Regions from separate parts of the Homo sapiens genome. Here regions 1, 2 and 4 are each linked to region 3. Evidence: read pairs that join two places in POLR2A ChIA-PET (ENCODE). Cell type or tissue: CD4-positive, alpha-beta T cell. All regions are shown on one strand. Each heading gives the region's core, and the rest is flanking DNA. Links, peaks and the distances in the headings are about the cores only. Region 1 overlaps DNAH6 (dynein axonemal heavy chain 6). Region 2 has its middle 32 kb from the start of KCMF1. Region 3 overlaps TRABD2A (TraB domain containing 2A). Region 4 has its middle 25 kb from the start of KCMF1.

The links. ChIA-PET counts read pairs that join two places held together with the same protein. Peaks named below come from ENCODE experiments on the same cell type or tissue, not always from the same donor. Only the 100,000 strongest peaks of a DNase experiment are listed, where the experiment ranks them.
Region 1: POLR2A ChIA-PET joins it to region 3 with 5 read pairs; 1 of 35 experiments calls an interaction of 5 or more read pairs at or near these places.
Region 2: POLR2A ChIA-PET joins it to region 3 with 5 read pairs; 2 of 35 experiments call an interaction of 5 or more read pairs at or near these places.
Region 4: POLR2A ChIA-PET joins it to region 3 with 7 read pairs; 2 of 35 experiments call an interaction of 5 or more read pairs at or near these places.

What each region holds. Positions count from the first base shown.
Region 1 is chr2:84,715,415-84,719,414 of GRCh38, reverse strand. DNAH6 (dynein axonemal heavy chain 6) reads right to left here. Exons shown (of 77, transcript NM_001370.2): 58 at 3,788-3,855; 59 at 1,031-1,211. Among named protein-coding and RNA genes, the nearest start is that of TRABD2A, 160 kb to the left of the region's middle. In CD4-positive, alpha-beta T cell, for the core only: no CTCF peak of the experiment used is centred there; no DNase peak of the experiment used is centred there; H3K4me3 peaks cover 1,215 bases.
Region 2 is chr2:84,936,695-84,942,580 of GRCh38, reverse strand. No RefSeq gene overlaps it. Among named protein-coding and RNA genes, the nearest start is that of KCMF1, 32 kb to the left of the region's middle. RefSeq lists an enhancer at 2,563-3,072. In CD4-positive, alpha-beta T cell, for the core only: no CTCF peak of the experiment used is centred there; DNase peaks (open chromatin) are centred at 2,770, 3,850 and 4,160; H3K4me3 peaks cover 2,081 bases; H3K27ac peaks cover 2,272 bases.
Region 3 is chr2:84,843,162-84,849,047 of GRCh38, reverse strand. All of the region lies in intron 2 of TRABD2A (TraB domain containing 2A), which reads left to right. Among named protein-coding and RNA genes, the nearest start is that of TRABD2A, 35 kb to the left of the region's middle. RefSeq lists enhancers at 1,526-2,025, 2,026-2,527. In CD4-positive, alpha-beta T cell, for the core only: no CTCF peak of the experiment used is centred there; DNase peaks (open chromatin) are centred at 2,143, 2,727 and 4,697; H3K27ac peaks cover 4,000 bases.
Region 4 is chr2:84,943,712-84,949,597 of GRCh38, reverse strand. No RefSeq gene overlaps it. Among named protein-coding and RNA genes, the nearest start is that of KCMF1, 25 kb to the left of the region's middle. RefSeq lists an enhancer at 3,015-3,184 and a silencer at 3,355-3,504. In CD4-positive, alpha-beta T cell, for the core only: no CTCF peak of the experiment used is centred there; a DNase peak (open chromatin) is centred at 3,147; H3K4me3 peaks cover 704 bases; H3K27ac peaks cover 786 bases.

The DNA of each region.
Region 1 (4,000 bases), core at 1-4,000, 130 kb after region 3:
ATAATAAGCCTTGTAGAATATTTCATTCTTTAAAGAGTTGGCATGTACAACTTTGCTAAAAAATAAAAATAAGTGGGTTAACACACAACCGCCAGAAATAAAAAAATAAAAAACCCAAGGAAGAATGAACGACAGGAGGATAAAGAGATCTATGAACAAACAAGCTAAAGCAGAGAGGAAGAAAACAGAGGCCCAAAATTACTTGCTTATTACTGTTTTAATACTGCAATCTCAAGGGACTATACAATATAAAGCAGTCAACCAGTTTTGATGTCAACAAAAGCAAAAAACATAACCTATGTGTTTCTGGTTTAATAAAGTCAAGGGGATTTTTTTTCAGTAAATTATTTGTTTCTCACAAGTGGATGAAAATCATTTGTTCTTAGTATGCACTCCTTAAATGATAGTTTGAATCTGAGAAATAATTTACTGAAGAATTTTAAGTTTAAGGTAAAACTTCATCTTACTATCGACACGTTTTTGTTGAGTACCAATTGTGTGCAACCACCATGTGTAATCCTTGGAGAAGGAATATCAAAATGAACTATTCACAGATTCCCACTGCATAGAACTTAACAACACAACAAAAGAGATAAGCCATGTAATTGGATAACTGTGACATAGGATAAACAGTGTCAAGTGCTGTAGTAGAGATCCAGATAAGACACTATAGAAGTTCTGAGGAGGAGGAAGTTAATTCCAACTGGGAATATCAGACAGAGGCTTCCTGCAGGTGATGGCATTCATATGAAAGTTTGTTGTGTTTGTTCCTTTCGATTTATATCTTGTCCAGTTCTTTATGTGTTTTATTTAAGAAATGCAGACAAGACAAGAGAAGCAGTGGTCTACAGTTTCTCCAGGTTTCTTTGGTTGGCAAGGAGCCCTGACAGGCAGGCACCCGTCTGTGTGTCCATGGAAGCCCAGTGTGGCCCCCGTCTTGCTTTAAAAGCCCTTGCAGGACCCTCAAAGGCTGTAGTTATAACTTTTGAAGTAACATACTTTCCATAAGTACTAAAAATATTTTACTTGCCTTTGAATCCTGGAGTGTGTCAATAAGTTCTTCATTGTCCAGAATATTTCCTTCAGAGGTAAAGAGCATTCTCAGGATTTTCTCTTCGATAGTTTTCAACTGGTTTTTATCAGTGTTGATCCTCACGATGAGCTTAATTCTTTGTTCTTCCAACCTGGGTTTTTCAAGTCGCACCACATCACTAAAACCAAAGTTCAGATATCTAAATTATGTCTCTGCCAGTGCCTCAAAGTTGCTTCTATTTTTCTTTCTCTGTTTGTAATCGTTCTTATTCTGAATACTATTCAGCTGAGCATTAATGCTGATGGCCATATCTGAATGCACACCATGTCTCTTTTGCTGGGTTTACACAATAGCTTCTGACTCAACTACATGTCAATTCTGATCTTTTATCTTGTATTTTAGAGATGCATACTACTGAAGTTCCCACACCTTCTGCTCATCTCTTAGGAAGACCTGCTTAATACTTGATCTCTCTAATCATTCAATTTCTGTCTCTAACGCTTGCTTGTGCCAAGATGAAAATGGTGCCTGGAATATTTATGATGCCTTGAATATTCTTTCTGTACCAACATGGCAGATTCTGAAATCACACCACCTCCATGAAATGATTTTTGATTGCATATGAGAAAGGAGCCTTACCTCCAGCTTCACCCTTGTATAAACAGGTGAACTTATATCTCCCTTCACTTGTTCTCTCATAATTTGCTCCCAGTCTCCATTTGCAAGTTAATCTTTATTAAGTACTACTCTATGCAATGCACCCTGCTAAGAGTTTTACGTGGATTATCTATTAATCCTTTGAATGCCCCCCCCATAAGGTGGGCACTGTGGTTATCATCCCCAGCTTGCAGGTGAACAAACAGACTCTAGTGGGTCACTTCTTGAGATCACATGGCTATGAGAGGCCAAGCTGGGCTTGTACCTGGGTCTGCTGGCTCCAGAGCATGCACTGTTACTAGTATGCTGCCTTAAGTAACAACCCATTATTTACTTGTTATGTACATGCTGAATTCAGACACCTTGAAATTATTATATAAAGAATACTAAAAATCATAACCTCAAATTCAATTGTTTAAATAAGTTTTTCAGAAGACAGTAGTTTAAGGAATTTTTAAGATAAAGGTAAGCTCAGGAAACAGCTTGAGAGAAACATTAATCAAATTAATCAAGTTAAGAATCAAAAGAGCCTGCCAAGGAAGTCTGTGAGGTGAGTTACAGTTTCTGGAAATAGAAAGGAAGACAGAAGGAGGTGGACAGTCTGGGTGGCTGAATGGAATTCCTTGAAGTTGAAAAATGGCCTTGTGCTGCCCCAGAAGGACTAAGGCATTGTGGTTGGCATTTTCCAGGAGGCAGGGAGGTGAACTGTGGTGTTCAAAATTGAGAGGATCTGAGGAAAATTGCAATGAGAAATTGAGCACAATGTGTATCACTGCCTGTCCAGGAGCTCAGCAGAGCAGAGGGCAACTGAAATAGGTGACGGCCTGTCAGAACACAGGCAGACCCAGCTCCATCCTCACCCTGGCTAAGGGCTGTTAGCTTCCCTTTTCAATGCCATCAATCTAGGAGAAATAGCAGGGAGATACTGCACACCATGACTGAGTCCCAGCATTTCTCGTGTTCTTATCAGGGCACTTCTCCTTCTTGTCCCAGGCAGCCTAACATGCTGGGAGCTTAGTGACACAGCTGAGCTTAACTATGCACAGGAATAAACTGGTATGCAAAGTGTTCAGCCAAGTCCTTAGAATATATTCATAAAATATGTTGAAATAAACTTTAATTGGAAAGAAGTTAACCTAGTGGAAGGTAAGCAAGTTAGCAGCTGGCAGAATAATTCCTAAAACAAACTAGAGAAATAAGACTTAAGCTCATTAGTGACAACATAGGTAAGTCAGGACGATCTTGACTTGAATATAAGGGATATTTCTTTTGAACATGGGTCTAAATTATGTTTCTTTAGAGTGAATAAAAATACATACATAGGTATTCCTATATACATACATATGTGTATATATGTGTTGGTTAAATATATATATTAAATATAAAATTAATTTTGAATCAACATCAATGTTATTATTTTAACAAATATTTTTAAAGTTTGTCTCATGAACCTCTTGGCTAATTCTGATGATTAATATTAACAACTCATAATGCAATATTTGGGAAATAGGGATTTAATCACATACAGAATATACTAAGAAAGGGCATACATATATATATATACCCATATATATGTATATATATGGGTATATATGTATATATGTGTATATATATACACACATATATACATATATATACACACACATATATTTGAAGTGGACAGTTAAATACACTAAGAAAACACCTAAAAACCAGTGAAGCTGGAACAAATATATTTGGAGAAGCTGTTTTTTCACAGGTATGGACCAGTGCATTTCTAGGAACAACAGAAAGACTGACTTCGTTCACTTGCTCAGGATGGAAATCATAGTGAAGGGAAGAGGCAGGGCTGGGCTGCCAGCCTGGTTCAAACAGTGGGGGTGGGGAATTAAGGGTCTATCCTTGACGTCCTTGAGAAGACGGTAGACAAGATCAGCTGCTCTGAACAGCTATGGAAATGGTAAAGAACTTGGCCACTTACTTGTATTTTTTTTTGATTAAGGGTTCATGTGTAGTGCTCTTACACAGCAGAACATTGTCTTTGTCAATATTTCTAAACAAAATATTTAGGAAACCCACAATACCCCCTTCCCTCCCCTCAACTCCCTGTTTTTTTACCTTAACAACTGATCCTCCAGGCCTGATTTTGTTACAGTGAAATTGATAATGGTAACTTTAATGCATACCTGGAAGAGAAGCACAGAGTGCATAAAAATGCTTAAGTGCAAACTAATAAAATACCTTTCTTTATTAGAACACAGCTCATTACTACCCAGGCGGATGTATCTCAGGTCTAATTGCACACACACCTACCCCCACACATACTTTAGG
Region 2 (5,886 bases), core at 996-4,995, 94 kb before region 3:
AAGGGGCAATGCTCTGAAATCCCTCCCCTATGCAGATGGAGCTCAGACCACCAGTCCAGTGCCTGGCACATTGTAGCCCTCAAGAAATACTTCTACTTCTAAAAAGATGGCACCACAGAGCCATGACTAGGATTCTGAGACAGAAGCTATGTCCTGGCCTTGTGGCCAGTGTGGGCCCAGTGAGCGGAAGATACCTGCTGGCTGAGTCAGGATACTCTACACGCTTACAGGGCACTGACCCTTTTTGTTTTAGATGTTTAATTACTAGTCTGTCTAGGGAAATACAGGTGAGAAGACAAAAATCCCACACATGGGGAAGTTGCAGAGTCATGAAATCTCTTAAGGTGATTATAGCCTTAGTCCTTACAGTATATAGTTTCCAGTTGTTTTCCTGAGATTGAACCTAGAAGCCCAATTTATCATTTTTTTTTTCCTTGAGACGGAGTCTCAATCTGTGGCCCAGGCTGGAGTGCAGTGGCATGATCTCAGCTCACTGCAACCTCCGCCTCCCGGGTTCCAGAGATTGTCCTGTCTCAGCCTCCCAAGTAGCTAGGATTACAGGCACGCACCACCACACCTGGCTAATTTTTGTATTTTTAGTAAAGACAGGATTTTGCCATGTTGGCCAGGCTGGTCTTGAACTCCTGACTTCAGATGATTGTCTCAACTTGGCCTCCCAAAGTGCTAGGATTACTGGCGTGAGCCACCACACCTGGCCCAATTTATTAATTTTTTTCACTCATCTAATAAAACCCTTGTTGATCATCTAAGAGCTCTGGGCCAGACACTACAGGTGTAAAGGTGAATAAAGGCCTAATCTTTTGTTTTTGTTTTTGTTTTTCTTGAGACATGGTCTCCCTCTGTCACCCAGGCTGGAGTGCAGTGGTACGATCTTGGCTCACTGCAACCCCAGCCTCCTGGGCTCAAGTGATCCTCCTGCCTCAGCCTTCCGAGTAGCTGGCACTACAGGTGTGAGCCACCACACCTGACTAATTTTTATATTTTTTGTGGAGATGGGGTTTTGCCATGTTGCCCAGGCTGGTCTCCAACTCCTGAGCCCAAGCAATCCACCCACCTCGGCTTTCTAAAGTGCTGGGATTACAGCGTGAGCCACCACACTGGCCAATAAAGCCAAATCTTAGCTCCTAAGAAGTTCACAGCCAGAGTGGGGAGAGTGACTAAACAAATGACCATGGTGAATTTCATAACTTCAGATGAGAAAGGTATAAAGGAAGAGCTTTGGAAGGAGAGAGCTGCCCCCTCCTCCAGGGGCTCACTCACCTGTGGGCTCTGTAGAAGCCCTCTGAAAAGCAGTTTCTCAGCACAGTGAGCTCGAAGTCGTCTCCATTCACACCTGGAGCACCGCCCTGTATTGCAAATGGGAGGGTAAAGTTGGTGTAAATTTTATGGAGGGCAATTTGGCAATAACTAACAAAATTTTGCCACCATTTTCTCTTCTAGGACTGCTTCTTTCCTTGCATGTGTATGAAATTACATTTGTATAAGGTGTTGCATGGCAGCACTGTTGGTAATAACTAAGACTGGAAGTAACCTCTGTGCTCAACATAAATAACAATGATGGTGCAACTGCATAAAGAAATACTATGCAACTATAAAAAAAAGAGGAACCTCTTTAGGTACTGATCTGGATCATTCCAAGATATCCTGATATATGAAAAAGCATGTATCTGAACCCTGTTATATTAATAATATGCTGCCTTTTGTAGGAAAAAAAGGAAAAAAGTATATATATGCATACACACTCATATAATTTGTATATGTATAAACTAGCTCTGGAAGGAAACAAAAGAAACCAGTAGATCCTCTGGGGAAGGGAACTGGGTGTCCCAGAGTGGGAAACTCCACTGTGTATTCTTTTTACCATTGGAATTTTGAACTTATTATGTTTTGTTTATTTATTTACTTATTTATTATTTTTTTGAGACGGAGTCTCGCTCTGTTGCCTAGGCTGGAGTGCAGTGGTGCCATCTCGGCTCACTGCAAGCTCCGCCTCCTGGGTTCAAGTGATTCTTATGCCTCAGCCTCCCAAGTAGCTGGGATTATAGGTGCCTGGCTAATTTTTCTATTTTTAGTAGAGACGGGGTTTCGCCATGTTGCACAGGCTGGGATTTCAGGTATGCGCCACCACACCCTGCTAATTTTTGTATTCTTAGTAGAGACAGGGTTTCACCATGTTGGCCAGGCTGGTCTCAAACTCCTAACTTCAAGTGATCCGCCCACCTAGGCCTCCCAAAGTGCTGAGATTACAGGAGCAAGCCACTGTGCCTGGCCTGATTTTTTAAAGAGCTCCCTCCCCCAGTCTCCCTAGCTGAGATTGGGGGGTGAGGGCAATTTGCATCTCAGGGAAGGTATGCTGGTCTCATTTCATCTCAATGATCCTTTATCTCCTCCACCAGAAAGCCCATCTTTGGTCATTTCTTTCTTCACATTGACTTGGCATAAACTTTTAACGTTATCAACAACTGCTTAGCCTAATATTAGCTTTCATTTCCCTTCTCCTTCCCACAGAAGGCTTTGTGCTTTCACGAACTCCCGGTTTGGTCAGGCTAAGGTTCTGGATTTCAGTCTTGGCTCTAGCGGCCGGCAGCTGTGTGGACACTCTACCATCTCAGTCTTTATTGCTTGACAATTGTAGCTGCTTTCAGCAAAGTTTGTTAAGCTCAGGGGCTGTTCCAATTGTCAGTTCTTCCTCCTCTGGTGGGGAAAGTCCCCTTTAAAGCCACGTGCTTAAAACTGAAACCTGCAGGCCATCACAAAGGCGGGGTCTCCACACCCATCTCAGCTCCACCAACTGCAGGCTCCCAAGTACCTCTTACACCCTTGCTGATGACCGCCCTTGGAGGAAGTTCAAGGCCAAGGTGGCTTGAGAAACCCAGCTCTTGGCAGTTTCTAAATCTAGATTAATTTTCCCTCCAGAGAGGAAATTTTGTTGGTTGCAACCTGGTTGCTGCCATGTGACCAGGCTTGGCCAGTCCAGATCTTCCCCCAGGTAGAAGGATCTGGATAGACTGACGGCAGACAAATAGAGACTGTTCTCAGCAGCCACGGCAGTAGACTGCAGACTGCAGCCTTAAGTAACCACCCCCCACCCCTACCCTCATCCCCTTCACTTTCACCACTACCCTTTCACATCACCACCATCATAATCACTACCCCTGCCGTCACACCAAGGTCACCTTACAACTCCATTTGTCTAGCAGAGACTTCACTGAAAGATTGGGGTAATAACTAAATAACTGCAGAGGATGAACATGGTCATGTATCTGTGTAGCTAAAGGAACAGTCCCAGTGCATCCCATGGATCTGAGGGAGGCCTAAGGAGCTCTACCAGGAACATCCCTTCCCTGCAGACCTGCTGGTGGGTCCGCAGCTCAGCAAACTAGAAAACTGTGGACACGGCTGGGTGAGGTGGCTCATGCCTGTAATCCCAGCACTTTGGGAGGCCGAGGTGGGCGGATCACCTGAGGTCAGGAGTTTGAGACCAGCCTGGCTAACACGGTGAAACCCCCATCTCTACTAAAAATGCAAAAATTAGCTGGGCATGGTGGCGGGCATCCCTACTCAGTAGGCTGAGGCAAAAGAATTGCTTGAACCCGGGAGGAGGAGGTTACAGTGAGCCGAGATTGTGCCATTGCACTCCAGCCTGGGCAACAAGAGTGAAACTCCGTCTCAAAAAAAAAAAAAAAAAAAGAAAAAAATAACTGTGTAGACTCTGACACTGTGGCATAAATATAAATGTACCCTAACATGCATGGGAACTTGTTTCTAACTTAGCATGTAGCGTGATGAAATGAAAAATAAGGTCTGTTATACCACATAAGGGTTCAGTTAAAGTCTTACCTCAGGATGTTTCTCCTCTGGTTTCACTTTTTAAATGAGTAATAAATCACACGTGTCATCTTTATAAGAAACTCCAGGATAGAGTTTTATTATTTTTTTTCTGGTCTTATATAAAAAAGAGTTGTACTTCTTTAGATTCAGGAGTGTGCCTTTTTTTTTTTTTCTTTGAGACAGGGTCTCATTCTGTCTCCCAGGCTGGAGTGCAGTGGTGTGACCACAGCTCATGAGGCATCCTCCCACTTCAGCCTCCTGAGTAGCTGACCACAGGCGTGTGCCACCACACCCTGCTAATTTTTAAAATTTTTTGTAGAGGTGGGGTCTTACTATGTTGCCCAAGCTGGTCTTGAACTCTTGGACTCTCACATGGACCTCCCAAAGTGCTGGGATTACAGGTGTGAGTCACCATGCCCGGCCAAGAGTTTGCCTTTATCACATAGTTATTGTAAACTGCATAACTAATCAGATTTCCCTTTTCACACAGGCTGCTAGGAAACTTTGAGTCAAATATACGGCCCAGCTCTGGCAAGCATTGAATTCTTTAAGCTCTGAATTTTTTTTTTCTTTTTTTCTTTTTTCTTTTTGAGATGGAGTTTCACTCTTGTTGCCCAGGCTGGAGTGCAATGGTGCGATCTCGGCTCACTGCAACCTCTGCCTCCCGGGTTCAAGTGATTTTCCTCCCTCAGCCTCCCAAGTAGCTGGGATTACAGGGGCCCACCACCACGCCCAGCTAATTTTTTGTATTTTTAGTAGAGATGGGGTTACACTATGTTGCCCAGGCTGTTCTCGAACTCCTGACTTCAGGCGATCTACCGGCCTCAGCCTCCCAAAATGCTGGGATTACAGGTGTGAGCCACTGTGTCTGGCTAAACTCTAAATTTTTTTTTTTTTTTTTTTTGAGACGGAGTCTGTCACTCAGGCTGGAGTGCAGTGGTGTGATCTTGGCTCACTGCACAGCCTCCTCCTCCTGGGTTCAAGCGATTCTCCTACCTCAGCCTCCCGAGTGGCTGGGACTACAAGCACAGGCCACTGCGCCCAGCTAATTTTTGTATTTTTAGTAGAGACGGGGTTTCACCATGTTGGCCAGGCTGGTCTCGAACTCCTGACCTCGTGATCTGCCCGCCTGGACCTCCCAAAGTGCTGAGATTACAGGCGTGAGCCACTGCACCCAGCCTAAGCTCTGAATTTTTAATCCCTATTCCTGGCTTGACTTTTTCTTTACTTTTGTCTCAGTTTTTTTTTTTTTCCTTTTTTTACTGAGTCTTGCTCTGTTGCCCAGACTGGAGGACAATGGCGCAATCTCAGCTCACTGCAACCTCTGCCTCCCAGGTTCAAGTGATTCTCCTGCCTTGGCCTCCCGAGTAGGTACGATTACAGGCACCCACCACCACGCCAGGCTAATTTTTGTATTTTTGTAGAGATGGAGTTTTACCATGTTGGCCAAGCTAGTCTTGAACTGCTGACCTCAGGTGATCTACCCACCTCAGCACCCCCAAAGTGCCGAGATTATAGGTGTGAGCCACTGGGCCCAAGCCCTTTTGCCTCCGTTTTAATTTCTGTCTTGTTATAAACTTGTAAACCACCATAAACCCTTTCCAGATCAAGATGGAGATTAGACCAGCAGATGTGTCTTGTCTAACCTCCTTTTATACGCAAGTTGAAGAGGTTGTACTGAAAACAACATGGAAGACTACTGGACATTGCACATTGAAATTAAGGTCATCTGTTTTTTTTTTTTCGAGATGGAGTTTCGTTTTTGTTGCCCAGACTGGAGTGCAATGGCTTAATCTCGGCTCACTGCAACCTCCACCTCCCAGGTTCAAGCGATTCTCCTGCCTCAGCCTCCCGAGTAGCTGGGACTACAGGCACATGCCACCACATCTGGCTAATTTGTGTATTTTTAGTAGAGATGGGGTTTCACCATGTTGGCCAGGCTGGTCTCCAACTCCTGACCTCGTGATCCACCTGCCTTGGCTTCCCAAAGTGCTGGGGTTACAGCCACCACGCCCGGCCTAGCCCAGGACATCT
Region 3 (5,886 bases), core at 1,177-5,176:
GTAGTCAGAAATTTTCCTTCTCCATTTCTGTGATTTGCCTCAGTCATTGATGTTATCCTATGGCTAGGATAGCTCGGGCTGCATTTCCTTCAGAAACAGTGAAGGCTACTCGTTCACCAGACTTGGGCTTTTTATTTCCTGCTTGTTTTATCTTACATTATAATATATAGTTTCAGGACCAGGCAGTGGCTTACACCTGTAATCCCAGCACTTTGGGAGGCCGAGTTGGGTGGATCACTTGAGGCCAGGAGTTCAAGACCAGCCTGGCTAATATGGCGAAACTCCGTCTCTACAGAATTACAAAAATAGCTGGGCGTGGTGGTGGGTGCCTGTAATCCCAGCTACTCGGGTGGCTGAGGCACAAGAATCGCTTGAATCTGGGAGGCAGAGGTTTCAGTGAGCCGAGACCATGCCATTGCACTCCAGCCTAGGTGACACAGCAAGACTCCATCTCTTTCTCTCTCTCTGTCTCTCTCTCTATATATGTAATATATATAAAATATATAATATATAATATAAATTATATATATAAAATATATTTTCAGTATTTGTTCATGGAAAGGCTTTTATTGACTAAAGCCTTTGTTTGAGTTTTATTGGCCAAAGCAGCAAAACGAAAGTGGAGACTATCTATCTGTCTGTCTGTCTGTCTGTCTGTCTGTCTGTCTGTCTATCTATCTATCTATCTATCTATCTATCTATCTATCTATCTATCTATCATTTTTATGTGCAGACAGCATCCATGGAAAGAGATACAATGTGTTGACAGCAGTGGTTGCTGATTGGGGAACGGGAATTGGAAGGCAATCTATTTCTTTACACTGTTTAAAATTTTTACCATATGCATACTGTTAGAAAAAAAGGAACGCTGAGATCGACATGTGTTATGGGTTGAATTATGTCTTCATCCCCAAATTCTTACATTGTAGTCCCAATCCCAAGTATCTCAGATTGTGACTATGTTTGGAAACAGGGTCTTTGCAGGTGAGGAAGTTAAGATGAGGTCATTAGGGTTGGCCCTACTCAAAAATGACTGTTCTTATAAAAAAGGGAAATTAAGACACAGAGATAGATACACATGTGGGAAGAACACTATGTAGATCGGAATTATGTAGCCACAAGCCAAGGAACCACCAGAAGCTAGGAGAGAGGCCTGGAATAGATGCTTTCCCAACTTCTTCAGAGGGAGCATGACCTCGTCAACACTTTGGTTGCACACTTCTAGCATCCAGAATGGTGAGGCAATACAATTCTGTTGTTTAAGCTACTCAATTTGTGGTATTTTGTTATGGCAGCCCTAGGAGCCTAACACAACACATGAAAAACGTTAACAGAAACTGTAAAGGAAGGATTTGAATGGAGAAAGGGAGGCACAGTGGGAGGCAGTGAGCACTGGCCGGGTGGATCCATCCAGGACCCTTGTGCCTGCTCCTTTGCCTTTCTCCCCTCCTGGCCACTGTCCCCAGCTCCTGGCTGAGCATACTGCTCATGGCACCTGGCCTTTTTGGATCTCCAGGAACAACAGTCCTTGTACCCCAGGTGTGTTCAGCTGATTCATGTGAGGTGACTTAATCAGTGACAATGCCCCATTCAGGATGGCCCTCCTGGAAGACGCCCTGGGGTCAACTTAACTGGTGGGAGTTTCTGAGCAATTCTCTTATCCACAAGCCACATCCTGAAACCCCAAATTTGTTAGACTGGTTCAGACTTCTCCAAGCACAGCAAGGAGAGTAAATTATGTAAGGATGACTGACAGTCATTAGTTCTATCAGAGAGGGGTCCTTCAGAGATGCCATAGTAGTTTATGAGGATGCTATATCTGGGCCTCAGTCATTTGAATGGGAGTGAGTTTAGGGTTGTGCATTGCTCCTGTGGTGCCCATGGAGATTTCCCTTGGAGCACCGCCCTGCCCTGGACTTGGCTCCTCACTGGAGAGGGAGTTACCTCCTCTAGCTCCACAGATGGCTACCCATGGCCTGACCAAAGGTTCACTCCAAGGGAGGCACCTTCAGCAGGGCCCTGCCCCTGCCCAGCTTCCCTCCAGGGCAGCCTGAGGCATGGACTACTAGGTCTGGGCAGTGCAGGTGATAAAGGGCTGCCATCTGGAGTGGGACAGCTGGATAGCAGTGACCTGCCTCCCTGGTTTGTGGTGGTAGTGTGCGAACAGGCACCTTGAGTCATCAGGGGAGTATTCTGGCTCCAAGGAAACCCTGTAAGGACACTTTGATCCCACTCAGAGACTGTTTCTTCAGGAATCCGTCTTGGGTCTTTCTCCAAGGAGTCTGTTTCAGTGAGGGCTTTGCCTTGCTTAACATAAACAGTGCCCCAGAGACTTCCCCACATCTCAGCTAAGCCAGCGAAGGAGGGATTTGGGGTGGGCTGCCTTGTCTGATGACCCCAGGCCAAGCTGTCTTTGAGGCTCATCATGGAGCCTTCCTCTGACTTTCATTGACTGCGTCTCTTTGGACATACAGCGACCACTGTGTTTGGTGTTTGGCACCTGCTGGTGAGCACAGTGGGGGCAGGATCCTTGCTCTTCTCAGCCAAGGAAATCCAGCCCCTTCTACCTCATCACTTAGCTGGTCTCTCGAGGCACTGTATCTCTTGATCTTTTAGGTCAACGGCTTATCTTGTGCTGGGTTTTAATCTGTGAGAAGCTTAAGGCCTTTCATAAGTAGTTGGGGTATAAATAAGCACACATGAAAGCCATGCTTCCCCTGGGTTGTTATTTGGATCATTGCAGCAGCTCTGAAAGGAAAGGCGTGTGGTGATTACAGGAAATCATGCTAGAGATTTAAAAAGTACATTTCTGTGGTTTTTAGCAACAAAAGAAAGATTCAGCACTAACTCTGATGCACAGCCCACTGTTCAAACTTCCTTAAAAGAAGAGTGTTTATAGTATGGTCTCCTCACCATAGTGCTCAGTGACACAAGGTGACCTCCCTCCCCTCCAGGAAAAATAGAAAGCAATGACCCTGGGATGATCAAGGGTTTTGATTTGCTTGTGTATGTGCTGTCCTGGCAAGCCTGAAATCAGAGAGTTTAACTTTGGGCCTCTGCCTTTCCTTCTCCTCCCAGAAGCTTCTATGATACACTAGACCTCCTTTCCACCCATCTTTTCAAGATTTTTCTTGAAAAATGCCCCCTTTTTCAGGTAAAATGAAAGCTCCATTAAAGGCAAGGATCTTGTCTTGTTCATGACTGTATCTTCAGTGCTTGGAACAGTGGGCATATAATAACTATTTATTGACTGAATTAATGAATAGAAGGGATGAATGATTGAAATTTAGGATCATTTAGTACTGTGACTTGCCTTGATTCTGTCCTTGATTAGTTGACACAGAATGAACTCTCATGATACCCTTCATCATCCCTTATGCCCTTCCATTCTTGATGTTCAGTCTATCAACCACTCAGTTTCCAGAATCCTAGAGTAACTCAGGATCACAGTTGGCATTTTGCTACCCTTCTTCCCCCGCCCTTGTCTCCCCCAACTTTGCTGTTCCCAGGCCTTCTGGTCCTTGAGGACCACAGGGCCAGAAACCTGTCACTGATGAACACCATTAGCCAGGTCACTGTCCTAATGTCCATCTTCCACCAGGGATTGTGTGTAATTCTCAGTAGGGGAGTACCTGATATCTTAAATCATTATAATGCACAAAACTCTCCAGTAGTCATTTTATTTATTTATTTTTTGAGAAGGAATCTTGCTCTGTTGCCCAGGCTGGAGTGCAGTGGCACAATCTCAGCTCACTGCAACCTCTGCCTCCCAGGTTAAAAGCGATTCTCGTGCTTCAGCCTCCCAAGTAGCTGGGATTACAGGCACCTGCCACCATGCCTGGCTAATTTTTGTATTTTTAGTAGAGACAGGGTTTTACCATGTTGGCCAGGCTGGTCTTGAACTCCTGACCTCAAGGGATCCACCTGCATCGGCCTCCCAAAGTGCTGGGATCACAGGTGTGAGCCACCGCGCCTGGCCTAAAGTTCTTATTTAATCTGTGATGTGGCCCATACACAGTCTGCCCCAGTTTGCAGACTGACATGTCTGTTACAATGGGTAACTCAATCTTCTCCAAATACCAAGAAAACCTTAAGAAAGAAAAATGTTTCAAAATTAATGGACACTCTTTGAGGAAGGTATTTAAGCACCAGGTAACCTGGGCTTGTGCTCAATGCCTTTAAGAGAATAGCAAAGCTCATCAGCAGGTATTTGTGAGCCAGTCAGACTGAGGATTTGGCTTGGATGAGTTAGATGGAGACAGAATATGTGGGACTTGGGCCTGGGGCCAGGCATACCTGATAGGTGTTTCATAATGCCCCTCTCTCTTCCCTCCCAAACCTTTGAAGGTTTGTTCCTCCAGCTGATCTGAAGTCAGTTGGCAATTCCCAGTTGTTGTGGGTAGGCCCTAATTGTATGGCTTTAGAATGCAGGGGCTTATACCTGTGGAAGGCTGAGTTGTCTCATTTAGATCAGTTTGCAGACAAGCACCCGGGTGTATCTGCTTTTCTGGCAAGGCTGTGATCCCACATGTACCAGTCTGTTCTCACACTGCTAATGAAGACATACCCAAGACTGGGTAATCTGTAAAGGAAAGGGGTTTAATGGACTCACAGTTCCACTTGCCTGGGGAGGCCTCACAATCATGGCGGAAGGTGAAGGAGGAGGAAAGGCGTGTCTTACATGGTGGAAGGCAAGAGAGCGTGTGCAGGGGAACTCCCCTTTATAGAACCACGAGACTTATTCACTATCACGAGAACGGCATGGGAAAGACCTACCTCCATGATTCAATTACCTCCCACTGGGTCCCTCTCACAACACGTGGGAATTCTAGGAGCTACAATTCAAGATGAGATTTGGGTGGGAACACAGCCAAACCAAATCACCGCATGACCAAGCAGATTTGTTACCTGCTCTGGCTTGTGACCAATAGAGGGATGGGAAGGATGGGAACACAGTATGGTCTAGAGGGTACCAAGACAGAAGAGGCTATTGTGCAGAACCTTGGGGAGACGCCTTCCAGAGAGACTGGAGGTGCCTCTGCCAGAGAAAAGGAGGAGGTATTGAGAGAAGAGAGGATGGAGGGGTTTTACAGAGAGATCTGTCTCCTTTGGTTAAGGTTGCATCACAGGCACAGGAAATATTAGAGTAACTGAGGGAGGTAAACTATGTGGAAGGAGGGATGCTGTGGTTTGAATGTGTCCCCTCCAAAATTCAGATGTTGCTAGTGTGATGGTATTAAAAGGTGAGGCCTTTAGGAGGTGATTAAGCCATGAAGGCTCCTCTTTATAAGGACCTTTTTGGGATTAAGACTCCTCTTTATAAGGCCTTTATGGGATTAAGGCCCTAATAAAAGAGGTGTCATGCAGCCATTCAGTTAGCTTGCCCTTCTGTCTTCTTCCATGTGAGGATGCAGCAAGAAGGCCCTCACCAGACCAAAGGCCAGTGCCTTGATCTCGGACTTCCCAGCCTCCAGAATGGTGAGAAATATATTTCTGTTCCTCATAAATTACCCAGTCTCAGGCATTTTGTTGTAGCAGCACAAATGGACTGAGACAAGGGGTACGCAGTGGGCCTGTGCCACCTTGGCCCATGGGAGGCAAACCAGGAAGCCTTGTCTCCTCACCACTCAGAATGAGGAGAACATGTGAAAGGAGAAAGGGGTTGGGGCTGGGTAGGGTCATTTGCTGACTTAAGACCTCTAATGCGTTGTCTCTGGAGAGTTGAAACATCTTGCTAAAGACCTCATAGTCAGTCTTTGCTGCAACACAGATGGACCAAGCCTGTCTGTATTGCAGCAAAGAGTGAGGAGATATTCCAGCAAAGGCAGCATCCTGTATGCTGATTACTGGGGAAGCACAAGAAAGGGGAGCTGTCAGAGGCTATAG
Region 4 (5,886 bases), core at 1,161-5,160, 100 kb before region 3:
TTTTTTGAGACAGAGTCTCGCACTGTCACCCAGGCTGGAGTGCAGTGGCGTGATCTCGGCTCACTGCAACCTCTGCCTCCCAGGTTCAAGCGATTCTCCTGCCTCAGCCACCCGAGTAGCTTGGATTACAGGCGCGCACCACCAGGGCCAGCTAATTTTTGTATTTTTAGTAGAGATGGGGTTTCACAATGTTGGCCAGGATGGTCTTGATCTCTTGACCTCGTGATCTGCCCGCCTCAGCTTCCCAAAGTGCTGGGATTACAGGCGTGAGCCACCGGCGCCCAACCAACTTATGTAAATGTTGAAAACGAAAGTGTTAATTTTGAGATTGTTTGCTAATGCTGAACAAATGGAAACAATTTAAATGTTATTAACAGGGACTGGCTAAATAAAGCATGATACAGCCATATATTGCACAGGTTGGCATACTTTTTCTGTAACGAGCTAGATAGTAAACTCTCCGGGCATTGTAGGCCACAGTCTCTGATGCAACCTTTCAATTCTGCTACTATAGTGCAAAAGCAGGCTGAGACTCTATGGAAAGGAATAGGCATGGCTATGTTCCCATACAACTTCTTTTAGGTGCTGGGCCATATTTGGTCTAGAGGCCATACTTTGCTGACCCTAATATAATAAGTCTTACTATGTGACCATTAAAAAGAACCAAATAGAATTATATGTACTGACAAAGATATCCATCAAGTTGTTTTTTTGTTTTGTTTTGTTGAGATGGAGTCTCGCTCTTGTTGCCCAGGCTGGAGTGCAATGGCGTGATCTCAGCTCACTGCAACCTCCGCCTCCCAGGTTCAAGTGATTTTCCAGACAGCCTCCTGAGTAGCTGGGATTACAGGCGTGCGCCACTACACCCAGCTAATTTTTGTATTTTTAGTAGAGATGGGGTTTCACTATATGTTGGCCAGGCTGGTCTCTAACTCCTAACCTCAAGTGATCCGCCCACCTCGGCCTCCCAAAGTGCTGGGATTACAGGTGTGAGCCATCACACCTGACCCCATCAGGTGTTTTTTTTCTTTTTGTTTTTGTTTTGTTTTTTTTTTTTTTTAAAAAGAATATAAGGCCAGGTGTGGTGGCTCACGCCTGTAATCCCAGCACTTTGGGAGGCTGAAGCGGGCGGATCACTTGAGGTCAGGGGTTCAAGACCAGCCTGACCAACATGGTGAAAACCTGTCTCTACTAAAAAATACCAAAAAATTAGCCAGCCGTGGTGGTGCGCTTCTGTAATCCCAGCTACTCGAGAGGCTGAGGCAGGAGAATCGCTTGAACCTGGGAGGCGGAGGTTGCAGTGAGCCGAGATCGTGCCACTTCACTTCAGCCTGGGTGACAGAGCGAGACTCTGCCTCAAAAAACAAAACAAAACAAAACCAACCAAACAAAAAATATATATATAGCTGGGCATGGTGGCTCACGCCTGTAACCCTAACACTTTGGGAGGCTGAGGTGGGTGGATCACCTGAGGTCAGGAGTTCAAGACCAGCCTGACCAACATGGTGAAACCCCGTCTCTACTAAAAATACAAAATTAGCTTGGTGTGGTGGTACATGCCTGTAATCCCAGCTACTCGAGAGGCCGAGGCAGGAGAATCGCTTGAACCCAGGAGGTGGAGGTTGCAGTGAGCCGAGATCAGGCAATGGCCTGATCTCCAGCCTGGGTGACAGAGCAAGACTCTGTCTCAAAAAAAAAAAAAAAAAGAAAGAAAAAAAAGAATAAGAATGTATAGGCTGAGCATGGTGGCTCACGCCTATAACCCCGGTACTTTGTGAGGCCAAGGTGAGAGGATCGCATGAGCCCAGGAGTTTGTGACCAGCCTGGGCAACATAGTGAGACCTTGTCTCTACTAATATCAAAAACAAAAAACAACAAAAACAAAACAAAAAGTATATATATATATATGCATGTACATTTTTTGGAGGGGGAGGAGAAGGGGTCAAAGTTACACACACAGACACTTGTGTTTCTATAGGCTGACAGGACACAGGAGTCACACCAATTTGGGACCCATAGGCACTTTTTCTTACGTTATTGTTTGAATGTTGTACAATGAGAGAGCTTGGTTTTTGAAATAATTAAATGTAATTGAATTGAGATTTGTTTTGTTTCGTTTTTTTGAGACAGGGTCTCACTCTGTTGCCCAGGCTGGAGTGCAGTGGTGAGATCATGGCTCACCGTAGGTTCCACCTCCTGGGCTCAAACAGTCCTCCTGCCTCAGCCTCCCGAGTAGCTGGGACTAAAGGTGCATGCCACCACGTCTGGCTAATTTTTTGATTTTTATTTTTTTGTAGAGATGGGGTCCTACTATGTTGCCCAGGCTGGTCTCAAACTCCTGGAGAATTGGGCTTAACCAGTCCTCCTGCCTTGGACTCCCAAAGAGCTAGGATTACAGGCGTGAGCCATCACGCCTGACTGGGATTTGTTTTTAAAGTTCCAAAGAGCTTTACTAGTCTTAATCGTAATGTACATAAACTTGTATTCTATGTAAAATATAACAACTTCACAATCATAATAACCATACAGCCATCATTAGCACAGCGCCTCTAACCCACAGCCTCTTACGATTATAAATGGGAGTTCAGATAGATCCATGGACGCAGGGGAGGTTTGGTTGAGGAGCCAGGTCAGAGTCTTGGTTGGAAACACATGCAACTGTATCTGGAACCAGGGTCTGAGGCGAGCTGGGGACAGAGGGACCTCACTTCCAGCCTTCTCTATCAGCAACCCTCTAACATAGAGCTATTTCCAGGTCTAAAGGGTCTCAGAAATGTTCCAACAGCTTCTAGCTTCCTGGGCATTAGCTGCATTTTCACCTACCGGTAGCCCTAGTTCCTCATTTGCCAAAGGCCCACTGCAGGCCGGGCCCTGGTGCCAGCAGAGGAGGTCTGCACCCTCACAGCTGTAGCAGGAGGGAGACGTGCAGAGAGGTGAAGCTCACGGCCCTGGAATACGTGCACCACGGAGGTGAGTGCAAGTGGGTGGGGACTTTGTGGAACAAGTCACATCTGAGTCACTCTGAAGTATGAATAGGAGTCCACCTCATCAACCAAGGCAGGGCAGGAAATTCCAGGCAGACAGTAGTGCAGGGATGAAGGTCCAGAGACGGAAATACTTTTGAAGGCACCATATGAAGTTTATGAACAGAGGTGGAGCTGAGACACCACAGATCAGAAAGGGGAACCAGCAGAGGGTAGCAAGCAGGGGAGACAGGAAGTCAAATTTGAGCTTTAGGGAGATTTTTCTGATGGTAGGGGAGGAGAATGTGTGGGTAGAGCAGTTACTGGCCTCTTGTCCGTATAAGAAGTAATGTGGGCCTGGACTTGGAGCAGAAGTGATTCAGACCTTGCTCGCCTCGCCTCTGAGCCATATTCAAAGCTGCCCTACCAGCCTGCTGTGTCCTCTCCCCTCCCCTCCCCTCCCCTCCTCCCTCCCCTCCCTTCCCCTCTCACCTCCCCTCTCCCCTCCTCTCCCCTCCCCTCTCCCCTCCCCTCCCCTCGTATACTGTTGGTGTGCCAGCTCTCCTTTAGTCTTCAAACTTAAAGCTTGGGTGTCACCCACATCAAGAAAAGTCTATTGACTGGGTGTGGTGGCTCATGCCTGTAATCCCAGCTACTCAGGAGGCTGAGGCCGGGGGATCCCTTGAGCCCAGGAGTTCAAGGTTGCAGTGAACTATGATCACACCACTGCACTCCAGCCTGGGTGACGGAGCAAGACCCTGTCTCAAACAAAGCAAAACAAAAAACCCCAAAAAACTCCACTGATGTCCCCACCCCATCCCCCACCATTCCCGAGCTTGGTCAGGGACCCCTGCCCTGGACTCTATGATGCTCTGTGCATTTCTTTTCTTTTCTTTTCTTTTTTTTTTTTTTTTTTTTGAGACAGAGTCTCACTGTGTCATCCAAGCTGGAGTGCAGTAGTGCGATCTCGGCTTGCTGCAATCTCTGCCTCCCAGGTTCAAGTGATTCTCCTGCTTTAGCCTCCTGAGTAGCCAGGATTACAGGCATGTGCCACCACGCCCAGCTAATTTTGTATTTTTAGTAGAGACAGGGTTTCACCATGTTGGTCAGGCTGGTCTCGAACCCCTGACCTCATGATCCGCCCACCTCGGCCTCCCAAAGTGATGGGATTACAGGCATGAGCCACCACGCCCAGCAGCTCTATGCATTTCTGAGTGTGAATCCCATTGCTTTATGATTGTGTTCTGGTTTTTGTTTTACCACTAGATTGTGATTTTCCTACCAGGTCTCATTCATTCTTCTGACTCCAATGCCTATCACAAAGCCTGGCACAGAGAAGATAAGAGCAAATATTTGTGATTGAATGAGTAAATGATGAATGAAAAGTGAAGACGGGAGATGAGAGAGGTATTTGGAGGTGGAATCAGGGTAACTTGGCAAGTGATTGGCAGGGATAGTGCAGAGGGTGGGTGGTGAGAGGGTGGCATCGAAGATGACTCCAGGTTTTCTGGTTTGGGAGTAGGGGAGCTCTGAACTGTTTTTATTCACAATACTTCTGCCACCAAATGTGTGAGTTTTTTCTTATACTGACCAGTTATTCAACTCTCCAGATACCAATTGGGTATCCAACAAATCAATTCCATTCTGACATTATCTACCTAGAATTAGTGTCAATGCCACCAAAGAGCTCCATCCCGCAAGACTGCCCTGATTTCAGATGTCGGTTGCTGGTACCAGGTTACCATCTGTATTTCTAACCAACCAGCTATAGAAGTCCTAGGTTACCACAACCCCCTCTTCATGTTCAATAATTTGCCAGAATGGCTCACAGAACTCGGAAACACTTTCGTTAGGCTTACCACTTTATGATCAAGGACATATGCTCAGAGACAGCCAGGTGGAAGCATAGGGCATGGTATTGGAGGGGCACGCAGGGCTTCTATGTCTCCTCTGGGCAGGCCGCCCTCCTAGCACTTCAGTGTGTTCACCAACTGGAAGCTCCCCGAATCTCATCATTTAGGGGTTTTTATGGAGGTTTCATTACACAGGCACAATTGATGAAATCATTGACCAATGCTGATTGACTCAATCACCAGCCCCTTTTCCTTCCTGGAGGTCTGGGGATGAGCTGAAAGTTCCAATTCTGTCATGCCTTGGTCTCTCTGGTGACCAGCCCCCATCCTCAAGCTATGTCGGGGACCCCCAGCCACCAGGCACCTTATTAGCACACAAAAGATATCATTCCAGGGATTCCAAGGGTTATAGGAGCTGCGTGCAAAGACTGAGGACAAAGACAGAATACATATTTACCACAGGAGGTGCTGGTGCCATTAGCCAACATGGGAGATATGAGAAGAGGAGCAGATGCCGGGCGCAGAGGCTCACGCCTGTAATCCCAGCACTTTGGGAGGCTGAGGCAGGTGGATCACCTGAGGTTGGGAGTTCAAGACCAGCCTGACCAACATGGAGAAACCCTGTCGCTACTAAAATTAGCTGGGCATTGTGGCGCATGCCTGTAGTCCCAGCTACTCAGGAGGCTGAGGCACTAGAATCGCTTGAACCCGGGAGGTTGTGGTGAGCTGAGACTGGGCCATTGCACTCTAGCCTGGGCAATAAAAATGAAACTCCGACTCAGAAAAAGAAAAAAAAAAAAGAAGAGGAGCAGATATGGGAAGGAAGATAGTTTCAGTTATCTACTGTGTCGGTGACACAAACAACAACAATTATTTATTTATTTATTTATTTATTTTTTGAGAGAGTCTTGCTCTGTCACCCAGGCTGGAGGGCAGTGGCGCAATCTCGGCTCACTGTAACCCCTCCTTCTCCCAGGTTCAAGCGATTCTCCTGCCTCAGCCTCCCGAGTAGCTGGGATTACAGGCGAGCACCACCAAACCCCACTACTTTTTCATATTTTTAGTAGAGA